Linked DNA regions of Homo sapiens: region 1 is linked to region 2. The links are chromatin contacts, found by POLR2A ChIA-PET in ENCODE. All regions are on one chromosome and are shown on one strand. The core of a region is the stretch at or near the end of the contact, and the rest is flanking DNA. Distances in the headings are between cores, read along the strand shown. Region 1 holds the start of AASDH (aminoadipate-semialdehyde dehydrogenase). Region 2 holds the start of RHOH (ras homolog family member H).

Region 1 (6,064 bases), core at 1,304-3,803, about 16 Mb after region 2:
GTGGCATACACCTGTAATCCCAGCTACTCTGGAGGGTGAGGCAGGCGAATCACTTGAACCCAGGAGGCAGAGGTTGCAGTGAGCCAAGACGGCACCACTGCACTCCAGCCTGGGTGACAGGGCAAGACCCCATCTCAAAATAAATAAGTAAATGAAATAAAGATAAAATAAAATGACTAATGTAAATAAACTTTGCTTTTAAATTCCAGTAGGAGCTAAACTCAGATGAAAGCAAAATCAATCTTTGACAGAAGAAAGCAAAAAACCCTATTCCTATTCATTCAGTTCTAGACAACTATATATAAAAACAGTGTTTATTACTATACTATTAATATTTTACAGAAGTCATACTTGTATAATTGTCAAGAAGTAAACTCTTCATACTGTATAGTTTATTTTTAAATTGCCAATAAGTTCACTTAGACTGAAAATATAATATTACAACTCAATAAAGCAGTATATCAATGCAATGTTCTCTGGGTTTCTTAATGCAGATTATATTAAAAGATTCGAAACAGTATTTCAAGAAAGAAACACTCGGGATCAACGGTAAAAAAAATTCACAGTGTTTCCTTAAAGGTGAAAGTTATTTTTTTCCCTCTCTGAACTCTGTTTTCCATATTTTAAAGCAATTAAGACTTACCAAGTAGCCTGCTTCAGTAAAGTTTTTGTTTGTTTTTGTGACAGTCTCGCTCTGTTCCCCAGGCTGGAATGCAATGGCGTGATCTCGGCTCACTGCAACCTCTGCCTCCCAGATTCAAGCGATTCTCCCACCTCAAGCTCCCGAGTAGCTGGGATTACAAGTGCGCGCTACCATGTCCAACTAATTTTTGTTTTTGTTATTTTTTTTTAAGTAGACACAGGGTTTCTCCATGTTGGCCAGGTTGGTTTTGAACTCCTGACCTAAGTGATCCACCTACCTTGGCCTCCCAAAATGTTAGGATTACAGGCGGAGCCACCGCGCCCGGCCGAGTCAAGTTTTCTTTTCTTTCTTTTTTTTTTTTTAATTTATTCACACCTATTTGAATTGATTTCCTGACTCAAAATTTTCATTTATATCAACTAATTAACATCAATTAGGAAAAAGAAATCCTAAAGAGAGTAAAATGAACCAATAACTGCCAAGACCCATAAGTTTGAAAATGCTGTGATTTCTAAATATACAGTTTAAACATATAAGGCAACTTTAGTACTTACATTATTTATTTTTAGTAGGCATTTCTATAAATATTAGCTCTTTTTAATGCACAAGATACAATTTTAAGCTTTCCTCAGACATACAATGATCATTATGTAAATATAAGGGAGGCTTTCTGCAGCAGGCGCTTAAATTATGAGGAATGAGTTCATTTCGCAACATACAGGTAGCGCAGAAGGGTACCTACACATCTATACGATAATTAAGATGTTTCTTTCCATTTTCCCAATGGTTGCTACAGACATTTAAGGTAAAATCCATTCTTCTTGTCTCAGGTTTTCATTTTCATTCATTGAATCACAAATAACATTCTCTGCAGTAGAGAATACTAAACTTATTAATGCCCAAATGTTTGAGACCTTAAAAAGGAAAAAAAGGCCGGGCGCGGTGGCTCACGCCTGTAATCCCAGCACTTTGGGAGGCCGAGGCGGGTGGATCATGAGGTCAGGAGATCGAGACCATCCTGGCTAACAAGGTGAAACCCCGTCTCTACTAAAAATACAAAAAATTAGCCGGGCGCGGTGGCGGGCGCCTGTAGTCCCAGCTACTCGGGAGGCTGAGGCAGGAGAATGGCGTCAACCCGGGAAGCGGAGCTTGCAGTGAGCCGAGATTGCGCCACTGCAGTCCGCAGTCCGGCCTGGGCGACAGAGCGAGACTCCGTCTCAAAAAAAAAAAAAAAAAAAAAAAGGAAAAAAAAAAGCAAACTCTGGTAAGCAGATTTTACATGTAAAAGGAATAAATTTACTTGCTACAACTGTAGAAGCTGCTATTTAGTCAACAAAGATCTTAAGAGTGTCAGCAAATTCAATTGCTATGGGGCCTCTCTCTAGGCCACTGGCTGTTTTAAAAATGGATAAATAATCTAGAAACTTTATTTTCCCAATTCCCCGGCTTCTAAATTTACGGTATGCAACGAGTAACAATGCAATTTACAGCTTCCTAAACATTTCTTCATTGCTCTTCGAAACCACTCTAGGGGGTAGCTGAGCGCGGAGCACACTTATTTCCATTTGAATGGAGGGGCGGAGGCTAGTGACGCAGGAGTGTACACACAGGTCAGGGTTAGTCTGCACCACACCAGCACGCCAGACCCCGATGTATCAAATCCGAGGTCAGGCAGTGGTCCTGAAGCTGAGCAAATGTATGTGGAAGCAGGCTCAGGCCTAGCGGCACTTCGCCTCCTTCACACAGACCCCCGCCGGACACCGCGCCCTGCCGCGACTCACTTAGCAAGTCTCGCGGATTAGGTTTGATCGCATTCGGCCCTTTCCCGGATAGCTCGTCGCGGATACTTCTCACAGCGAAGCAGCAGCTCCCAGAAGCCGTAAAGCTATCCCAGAGCGAGGCACCATACGTAAATCTTCCGCGTCGCTACGTGACGTCAGTGCGAGCGACCCCGGGCCGGCTGCGTGGAGCTGGCGCTGCCTCTCCTGAAGCCGAGGCGCTAACTTGAGTGAAGAGGTCTATAGGCTTTTTCACTTTTGGTTATCTGCTCAGGCGCTCCTTGGGGTCGCGCATGGTCTCGGACAGGGTTTGCAAGGACTTCGGAGCTAACCAGTTTGGAGCCATAACCCTTTCGTACTTGCCAAAAAACTCTGGGCAAGACTCTTGAATTTTGAGCCGCAGTATTCTCGTTCATAAGGTGAGAATAAAAACATCACCTAGGGTTGATGTGAAGAGAGATGAAATCATTGTGAAATAGGAGAGTTATTGCTTTCAACCAATGACATTTTCTGGAAACGTGCTGGAGATATGGCTGCAGCAGTGACGCCTGCAAACGACGTTCCTGTCATCATGATGCTGACATTTTAATTGGGAAGCAGATTGAAACGATAACTAAGGAATTTGACAGGAGCATTTAGTAGGACCTGTAAAGAAATTAAAGCAGGTCCGAGGTGGAGTTTTGTAAACTATATGCCTGAATAGAACTTTCTGTTTCCAAGGGAATTGTTACAGTTGGAGACATGTCAATTATTACAATAAGCGTCAAGGGCAATAACAGAGGTGTTTTAAAGCTACTGTCTGGTGGCAGAATAATCGGGATTTTTTTGTTTGGGGGGTTTTAGCCGGGGGAGGGACTGCGAAGACAGCTCTGCATCAAAACAGTACGTGAGAAAAAAGCATAGGACGCTCTCGCAGCCGTAGTTGTTGGTGACAAGAAACTGTGCTTCTAATCTAAGCAAAAAATATCTCCACATGCCAACTATACTTTTCCAAGATGTACCATGGACTACTCAAACTAACACAGCCTTATTTATGTATTTAGGTTGGAAGTGGGCAAAAGTGTATCTTGTCTATGTTTCTATGTTTCTACGTTGGGATGACACCATCATCCACCCAGCCAGACAGTTATCAACCTTCCCACTTTCTTAACCTCTTACATCCGATTAGACCCTATGTCCTCTAGTTCTCAGTCTTGAGACCAGCACCCAGCTGGCTACATCAGAATTGCCGGTGGTGATGTTTTAGAAGATTCCAAATTCCTGGACTCCATCCCCGGAGGTTCATCCCCTAGTTTTCTAGTGAGGGGCCTAGAACCTGCGTTTTTTAAGTGTCATGTTCATCGCCATTACTGCTACTTTAGTTCAGGTCTTCTTGGTCAGCTTTTTCCTAAAACGTTTTCAGTTTTGTTTGCCTCTGATTGACTCTGAATTGCTGCCAAAATGATGTTTTATTATTCCAGTATCATCATCCAACTCTCTGATATTAATGATACCTTTTTTAAAGTTTTTCTTCCCTTGCAGTATCTATTTCCCTCAAGTTTCCTTTTTTTTTCTTCTGTTGATTTTGTGCTCTATCTTTCACATTAGAGGCTTTCCTAGGATGTCTGGTGGTCCTTATCTGCTCATATGTAAGTGGGGGTATATTTAAAAGTTGATTGGAAGCTGTTGAGCCCATGGGACGTTTGTTGAAAATCAAGTGGGAGAGGAGGGGTATGGAGGCTGCGGTATGTCTCAGAATTTAGTACAATTTTCACTTAATTCTCTTTGTTTTAGGTGCCTGATGTCCTCCATTACAGAGACCCCGTTTTACTCCTGAGCAATAAAAAAAGGCTTCAGAATAAGGCGGGGGCCGGGGGTGGCATAAAGGATATAACACTCTCCTAAATGAACTTCCAGTCCTTTTAGGTACCCTCTTCACTTCTACTTCCTGAAGCCAGTTTCTTAGTTTTTTAGGGGGTTCTGTGATACAAATAGAATTGCTTGTTGGTTTTGCTCACTGGGGGTTTAGAATTCAGGTTTTTCAAGTCAACTGAGCCCTTTGCTATTGATTCCAGAATTTCATTTCCATTATTCCTTTTCTTTAATCCTTAAGGGTGTATGACTTTAAAAATCCTGTTACTGTCATTTTCAGGGAGTCTTAGGGAGCAAATGTAGAACACTATGTTTAAGACAGCATTTTTACCTGATAATCCAAGGTGATCATTCTAAAACATATACCAGATCAGTCATAGCATTCTTCTATGAGAATAAGAAGCTTCAATGATCCCTCGTTGCCTGCATAACATTCAGACTCTTCAGCAAGGTAAACAAGAGAGTTCATTTTCTTTCCAACCTGATATCTCACAGCAGGCCACTGCTCCCCCACCCATCTTCCACATTCCCCACACCTGATACTGTAAACTCTAGTCATAATGAAAGGCTAGTAAGAGTTCTGAGAATACAAAGTCCTTATCATGTTTCCACACCTGTTTTGGCTGGGCTCAGGCTGAAATACCCTTCTTTCTCCATGCCTGCTTGATGAAAATACAGCTTAAACATGACTTCCTCAGTGATGCCTTTCTTCAAGCCCTAAAGAATAATTTATCCAGACTCCTCCAAACTCCATCCCACGAACCCATCATACTCTTGGGAGGGGTCATTTGTCATGGGACCTGCAAATTCTGGGTTTGCCAAGAATGTAAGGTCCTAACTGCTCTTTACCTAGATCATTTTTCAGGGTTGTTTGGGATGATCAGTTTCATAGCTGAAGTATTCTTCCCAAAGAGTAGGCTTGCTTCCACTTAACTACAAAAGTATGGAATCCCCCAAACTCAGTATTCCTCTCCTATAATGTAACCCACTGACTGCATGTGCAGACATCCATGGAAGCCCATCTTCACCATCCTGGTGGGACTTGGGGGACATGGAAAATGCATAAACATGAAGTTCTGGCTTCTGCTTTTGCCATAAATTACAAAGTTCTTTGTCACCCAGGAATCCAAGTTTACTGCCATAAAACAGTTAACAGGCTATCTTACTAACTTTAAAATAGGTTTCAATACCAGACCCTTCCCAGACAGCGACATATATTTCTTACAGCATCAGTTGTTACTGTTGCTGCATTATTTCCAAATCTGACCTCCTATACTAAATAGCACCCTTATAGCAGGGATTCATGTCTTAGGCGCTTGTTTCCCAAACTATTTTTTTTTTTACTCAGCTCCATCCACTTACACTGTTCCAGTTGCAGGGAAATATCAAATGCCCACCCTGTACCCTGCTGATATTTTGTACCTTGACTGGCACACTCTACTTATTTTAAGGCTTATCTCTCAGTTGTCAATGTCATTGTTTCCTTAAAAAGTTCAAAAATAATTTGGAAAATCCTTGACCCTACCTGAAACAAGGTTAGGTCCTCCTGTTATGTGCTGTTGTACCACATATCACAGTTGGGATAATAAGGCATTGTGTGAGTTACTCTAAGTGTTCAGCTGCTCAGGAGAAGGCAGAGAGCAAATTAGTGGTTGAGTTTTTCAGGCTTGGTGTTTTGACAGGTGTATTAGTCTGTTCTCACATTGCTTTAAGTAAATATCTGAGACTGGGTAATTTATAAAGAAAAGAGGTTTAATTGACTCGGTTCCACATGGCTGGGGAGCCCTCAGGA
Region 2 (6,370 bases), core at 1,796-4,295:
CCTCATCTCCCCTTCTACTTAGGAGATGGAGGGGATCTGTCCATACAGGCAGCTGTCCTTGTCTGACTCCTCTGCTTTCTGAAGGGGAGACATTGTCCCCCTTAAAGGACACTGGATCTCCTGTTGGAGGGGCAACCAATTTTGAACTCTTTGCCTCTTTAAATCTTTTAGAAACTTGGATGAGAGAAACTTTTTATCCTGAATTTTCTGAAGCATATCTGAAGTCATTTTTCTTTATTATTATTATTATTATTATTTTTTAGGCTGACGTCTCACTCTGTTGCCCAGGCTGGAGTGCAGTGGTATGATCTTGCCTCACTACAACCTCTGCCTACTGGGTTCAAGCAATTATCCTGCCTCAGCCTCTCGAGTAGCTGGGATTACAGGCATGAGCTACCGTGCCTGGCTAATTTTTGTATTTTTAGAAGAGACGGGGTTTCACCATGTTGGCCAGGCTGGTCTCGAACTCCTGACCTCAAGCGATCTGCCCTCCTCGGCCTCCCAAAGTTTTGGGATTATAGGCGTGAGCCACAGCACTCGGCCTATTGTCATTGTTATTATTAGTATTATTTTAGAGACTGGGTGTCGCTATGTTGCTCAGGCTGGTCTTGGACTCCTGGGCTCAAACAATTCGCCTGCCTCGGCCTCCCAAAGTGTGGGGATTATAGGCGTGAGCCACTGCGCCCGGCCCATGAAGTCATTTTTCATCTCTGGATAAAACTGGAACATCAAAGTGGTGCTGTGGGGTGGCACATTCTTACTAATCTCCTGCTGCACTCTCCCTGCCGCACACCCTGGAGTTGCTTTTAGTAAACTCTTCGGTGAGATGCAATCAGCATATATGGAGGAACAGCGTAAGGAACCACCTCACGGACTTGTGGCTGGCTGCGTGGAGTCTAAACATGGTGTTTCACTTCAGCCGTGTTGTCTTCTCTATGGGAATCCAGGGGGCAAAGTTTCTCTTTAATCTCAGCACTGGGGAGCCAGGAAGACCTCATGATTCTGAGCTATGTGTTTATGTTTCTCCCGCGGGCAATGAGCTTTCTGTGTGGTGATATTTCCTGCTTCATACCAGTTGCTGAAGAGCATAGAACCACGTGGCATACATTCTCTGTAATTAACCTCACCCCCAGTTTTAGTGTCATTTTTGTCTTCACTTCTCTTGGCCTCATTTTCAAATTTCTTGTTTTTAATTGTTTCATTTTGCTAAGGTGTAAGTATTTTTGCCAGATGCTCTAAATCCTTTGATGAACAAAACCAGAAGTAGATAAAGAAAATATCCACAAGCTTATGTTCTGCTCAGCTGATAACATCACCATGGTGATCTGGCTTTCCACAGAGGATTTTCCCTTTCTTTCCTTTCTTTCTTTTCCTTCCTTCCTTCCTTCCTTCCTTCCTTCCTTCCTTCCTTCCTTCCTTCCTTCCTTCCTTCCCTCCCCTTCTCTTCCTTTTCCTTCCCTTCCCTCCTTCTGTCTGTCCCTCTCTCTCTTTTTTCGAGACAGGGTCTTGCTGTGTCCCCAGGCTGGAGTGTGGTGGTGGATCACAGCTCACTGCAACCTCAACCTCATGGGTTCAAGCAATCCTCCTGCCTCGGACTCCTGAGTAGCTGGGACTACAGGTGTGGTTGCCCAGCTAATTTTTGTAGAGATGGGATCTCACTACGTTGCCCAGGCTGGTCCCGAACTCCTAGGTTCAAGCAATGCTCCCCGCTCAGCCTCCTAAAGTGCTGGCATTACAGGTGTGAGCCACCGCCACTGCACCTGGCCTCCCACAGAGGATTTTCTAGGAGATAATGTGCTCTTCAGAAGGCTCGAGGATCTCAGCTGGCAGATTGAGTTCTTACTGTGCATTAACAAATTGACACATGGGTTCATGTGGAAGTCTTGTGAACTTGGTAATTGGGTGTCTATTGATAAGAATGCTCACCTTGTACCATTGATTCCCTCTACAACTATGCTGCAAGCACAGTCATCTGCTTTCACTTCTTTGAACATGCCAACCTCTTTCCCACCTCAGGGCCTTTGCACATACTATTTGCCTCTACGTGGAATGTTCTTTCCTCCTTCTCATCCATTAGAGTGGCAGCAGTACTTTAGAATAATCAGAGGGGTTTAAAATAATATTGATGTCCGGTCCCAACCCAGCTCAATTAAACTCAAATCTTTGAGTGTGGGGCCGATGCACTGATAAAATAAAATAAAAGGCATGGAGTTGACTTTATCCTTACGGTCGGCAGGTATTTTGACCAAGCTATCACCGTGAGCAGTAGCATCAACAGTTAGTTATTCAGGGATTTGGGGCACAGGCGGTTGTGACCACATCACAAAAGTTCAATTTGTTGGGTTAGGCGTTTAGCCATAACCTAAGTAGTTGCAGATGGTCTCTACACCTGGATTGCCCATTAGGACAAAACAAGTAAACTTGTGTTTTTAGGCAAATAATGAAACTCTGAGGAGTCTGAAAAAACAACTCATCGCCAGGTAACTCCCAGCCCAGGTGCTCGTCCATACAGGGGTGAACGCACGGCAGGGGGCTGCTCGAACTCTCACTAAGCCTGCCTCTGTTCTTTGCAAAATATTTGATAGTTTTTAATGCAGCAAAGCGAAGCAGACAATCCACCTCTTGTTTTCCCCAAGCTGATGGGGGGAAAGTTCTAAGGTGTTGTTTCCTAAGCTCAAATTAACCAAGATTGGTCAGTGGCATGGACTTTTTTTTTTTTTTTTTTTGGTAATTTTACTTCCATGAGGAATCATTTGGACTCTTCAGTCTTCCTTTCTTCAGTTTTACGTAGGGCTTTGCTGGAGGAAAATGGGGCTAAGGGGGAGAGAAACATAGTCTCGGAGTAGGGTGGGGGATAAATTAAACGCAAACCCAGCGGTGCGGCAAAGGCCTTATTCTGCCTCTGATCTGGGGAAGTTTCATATTCTAATGGAGAGAAACGCACGTGCACACACACCCCCCTAAACCCACACAAATGAAACCCCCTCTGCGGAGAAGCCGGCTACAGGAAATTGACTTAGGCACAGGAACTTGCTAATCTCTTTTGTCACATTCGGATTGCTCCTGCTGCCCCACACACACTAACCCAACCATCTTGGGGTGGACTCCCTGCCAGCCCAACTGTTGTATTTTCAGTTCTTCCAGTGTGAATCAGTTAATATTCTCGGGAACGAGGGAGAGGTTGATCCTATGAGGAAATCAACCACAGTGAAAAGGCTTGGGCCGCTTTTGTTTTCACCTGCTTTTGTTGAACAAATTTGATTTCCGGAGTCAGTCATTTTACTGTCAAGACATTTCTTCGGCATTCTGCAACAGGTAAGGATTTTGCTTCCTTAAAAGTATTTCTTTGGTGTCAAAAGAAATTTTTCTAATTTTATTTAGCTTTTACTCTAGGCCAAACATCGTAATGACTCTGAGCTACCTGCTGTAAGGTGTAGAATCAATTTACAGGGGGACGGGGGTCGGGGGGGTGAGTGTTGCTTTGATATTCACTGCCCCTCACCACAGTCCTAACAAGATTTTTGAAACATGAAAAGTTACAATAGTTGGCTTTTTGGTTTTCCAGATATTCTAGAGAATGCATATGCTTGTGACTGTGGCTGAGCTCAACTGTATGGGTAGTTTAAATACTACCCAAGGTTTGATGAAGTAAATCTAAAGATGCTCTAAGTTGTGCAAATATGAATTTTAAAGTTGTCTAGTTCAGAAAAGAAACAGAACCGAAGTCTAAATGATGTAGATTTCAATCTGGAATTTCTAGCTTGTGTTTTTCACCTATTGCCAATGTTAATGACCATTTCCCAAAAGTGCTCTATGATGTATAACATGTATTTTTTAATTAAATTTAATCTTTCTTCTGAGGTGGTTTGATTTGGAGATATGCTACGAGGTACCAGTCAGTAGCCTGAGTTGTAACTAAACAAAGTTTGGGAAATCACCGGTTTTAGGTGCTTTACTAAATGAAAGTTGCCATTGACGTATTCAAGCAGGCAACAAGTAGTTGGTGTCCCCTTATTGGTTCTAAGCTGGTGCCGTGGAGGATATAAGAGAAATATTTTAAAAATCTCTACTTTGAAGGACCCTATAATCTGGTAGTTGTGATAAGAAGTAAAATTTAGGAAGCAATGCAAGATGAGAATTCAGTGATGAGTGGGGCAGCACAGGCTTGAAGAGTTCTGTGAATTCCATGGAGGGGGCCTGGGGGCAAACTGGAGTTGTCAGGAAGATCTGGGCTTTGGAAGAATGCGAAGTGTCGGTAGAAGGAGAAGGGGCAGGTGATTTCAGACTGGGAGGACCTTGTGGGCAAAGGCACAAAGGCGAGACTGACCTGGAGATGATAAGGCCAGTTGAAGAGACACTGGAGAAGAGAAGACAGTTTGTTTTACACATTGCAGGAAATCAGATTAGACAGTTAGGGTGTGGACACAAAAGCGAGGACCTTGCAGGCACTGGGGAGAAGTGACCCCATTCAATAGTCCTTGGTCTCCTTCTGCCCTGCGGCTGCGCTTCCTCGGCTCTCACGGCACCAGCAGAATTCCATGTGAGAGGGAGCTTGTCGAGCGTGGCCTCTTCCCACTTGGGGCTGCTTTCTGCATCCCTGTGCCTGGCTGTGGGCCTCCATTTGCCCTCTACTGTCTTCCCTTAGGACATCATTTATGCAGAGAAAGGTTCGTGTGGCTCGGGGTACCAGTAAGACCTCCACCTCTGGTTTCTTCATTTTAAGGAGGCCCTTCAATTATCCAGGAATTAAAGTGGCCTTCCTCTTGGGAGAACGAGTTGGTTGATGAATGATAAGCAAGTCTCTATTCCTCAAAAGCCAGTCCCCAAATTCCATGAAATATGTGCTACTTTCTTTGCATGTCTAAATGAGATGGCACGGGTATGCTTCTGTTCTTTTTCTGGACGTTGTTTAGAGAGTCAGTAGATCATAATAATTCAGACACTTTTTTTCTGGACCATAAAATATCTGAACCCATATAATAACAAACATACAGCACGGTGAATAAGAACCCAACTTTTGAGCCAGATCACTTTGCATGGAATCCCCATTCTATCATTCTATCATTTCTGGGCTGTGGGAACCTCAGACAAGTTACTTAACTTCTTCAATGCTCAGATTAAAAAAAAAATTCACAAAATATCTCTAATAACAGTAATAATAACTGAAAATACCTACCTCAGAGGGTTGTCGTAGAGATCAAATGAGATAAAAATATGTAAAGCATGTAGCCTAGTGCCTGACTGAAAAAAAAATCTCTCAATAGATGCAACTCTTATGATTCTTATTAAGGACTTGGCTATTGCCACAAATGAAGGTGTTATGAGCCCTGGCTTAAGAGCAAGAAGCCTGCAAAGCTAACTCTCCTAATCCCAACATTCCTTTCCAGGGAAAGTAGGGTGACAGGTGGAGGCTGGGAATTAACGTTTTTTGAGCACCAAATATGGACAAGGCACAGGGGTTGGGTGTTTTTCTAGTGAGAATACATATGAAAGAAGGAAAACAAACTTGGAAACCGCTATTTTAAGCCATTTGGTAACAGTTTCTCTAGCTTATGAGATGAGAGAGGTCCTCTCAGTATCCGCTGCATTACTTGTGGGCCTCCTTGGTTGACGTCGCTCTCTGAACGCTTGGGGTGGAATTCTAGAGGTGCTTTTCATTAGAGGCAGAGAGCATGACCTTTCTTCCTTGCCCAGTTTAAATTAAATTATTTTATCTTACAATGTGTTAATTTTAGTGCTAGCAAGGCACAGCTAAAATTCCATTTCTACTTAGGAGTGGGGATCATTGTGGCAGTGAGTGCTTATTTGGGTTTGGGATGCTTGGATCTGGGTGAAAGCCAGGATTAAAAAGCATCCTCCTTCCCCATTCCACTCTCTAGGTTATAAATATTTTTTTGGATTAAAAGCCTCCTTTAAAAAAATGCAAATCCACCTGGCATGTTAATTGTGCAGGGGATTCCTAATTATGTGTGCAGATGACGTGAGTCACACGGTGATAGTGTTCCTTCTAGAGTCCCACTGGTGTCCTAAGGGAGGAGACTCTGGAGCTTTGTGTATGAAAAGGGATGGGCACAAGTCAGGATGGGGTGCACAGGTGGAGGCTGGGAGGCAGCATGACAGTGTGGGGGCTGGGGTGGGCTGTGAGAGCAAGGAGGGTGTCAGAGATGGAAAGGATGACCCCAGGGGGGTGGAAGGGTGCCAGAAACTTAGGGCTCCTCTGTGAGCTCTTTAGCCATTTGACTCTAGCAACTGCTTGAATGCCCTGAACAACCTTTTGACGACTTGCACAAGAAGTTGTCATACTGTTCCCCGGATGTGGACAGTTGTTCAGAGACCACGATCATGTGTCTGGTGTCTCACTGTGGAATAG

Evidence for each region. ChIA-PET counts read pairs that join two places held with the same protein, here RNA polymerase II (POLR2A).
Region 1: POLR2A ChIA-PET joins it to region 2 with 18 read pairs in OCI-LY7. The contact joins the promoter of AASDH here to the promoter of RHOH in region 2. POLR2A ChIA-PET finds 5 or more read pairs at or near these places in 2 of 52 experiments (OCI-LY7 and activated CD4-positive, alpha-beta T cell).

Annotation. Positions count from the first base shown.
Region 1 is chr4:56,384,938-56,391,001 of GRCh38, forward strand. It overlaps AASDH (aminoadipate-semialdehyde dehydrogenase), which reads right to left and starts at 2,554. Exons shown (of 15, transcript NM_181806.4): 1 at 2,425-2,554. RefSeq lists enhancers at 1,972-2,479, 2,449-2,818, 2,480-2,986, 2,849-2,898.
Region 2 is chr4:40,193,986-40,200,355 of GRCh38, forward strand. RHOH (ras homolog family member H) reads left to right here and starts at 3,046. Exons shown (of 3, transcript NM_004310.5): 1 at 3,046-3,315. RefSeq lists enhancers at 1-52, 542-751, 792-841, 4,019-4,118.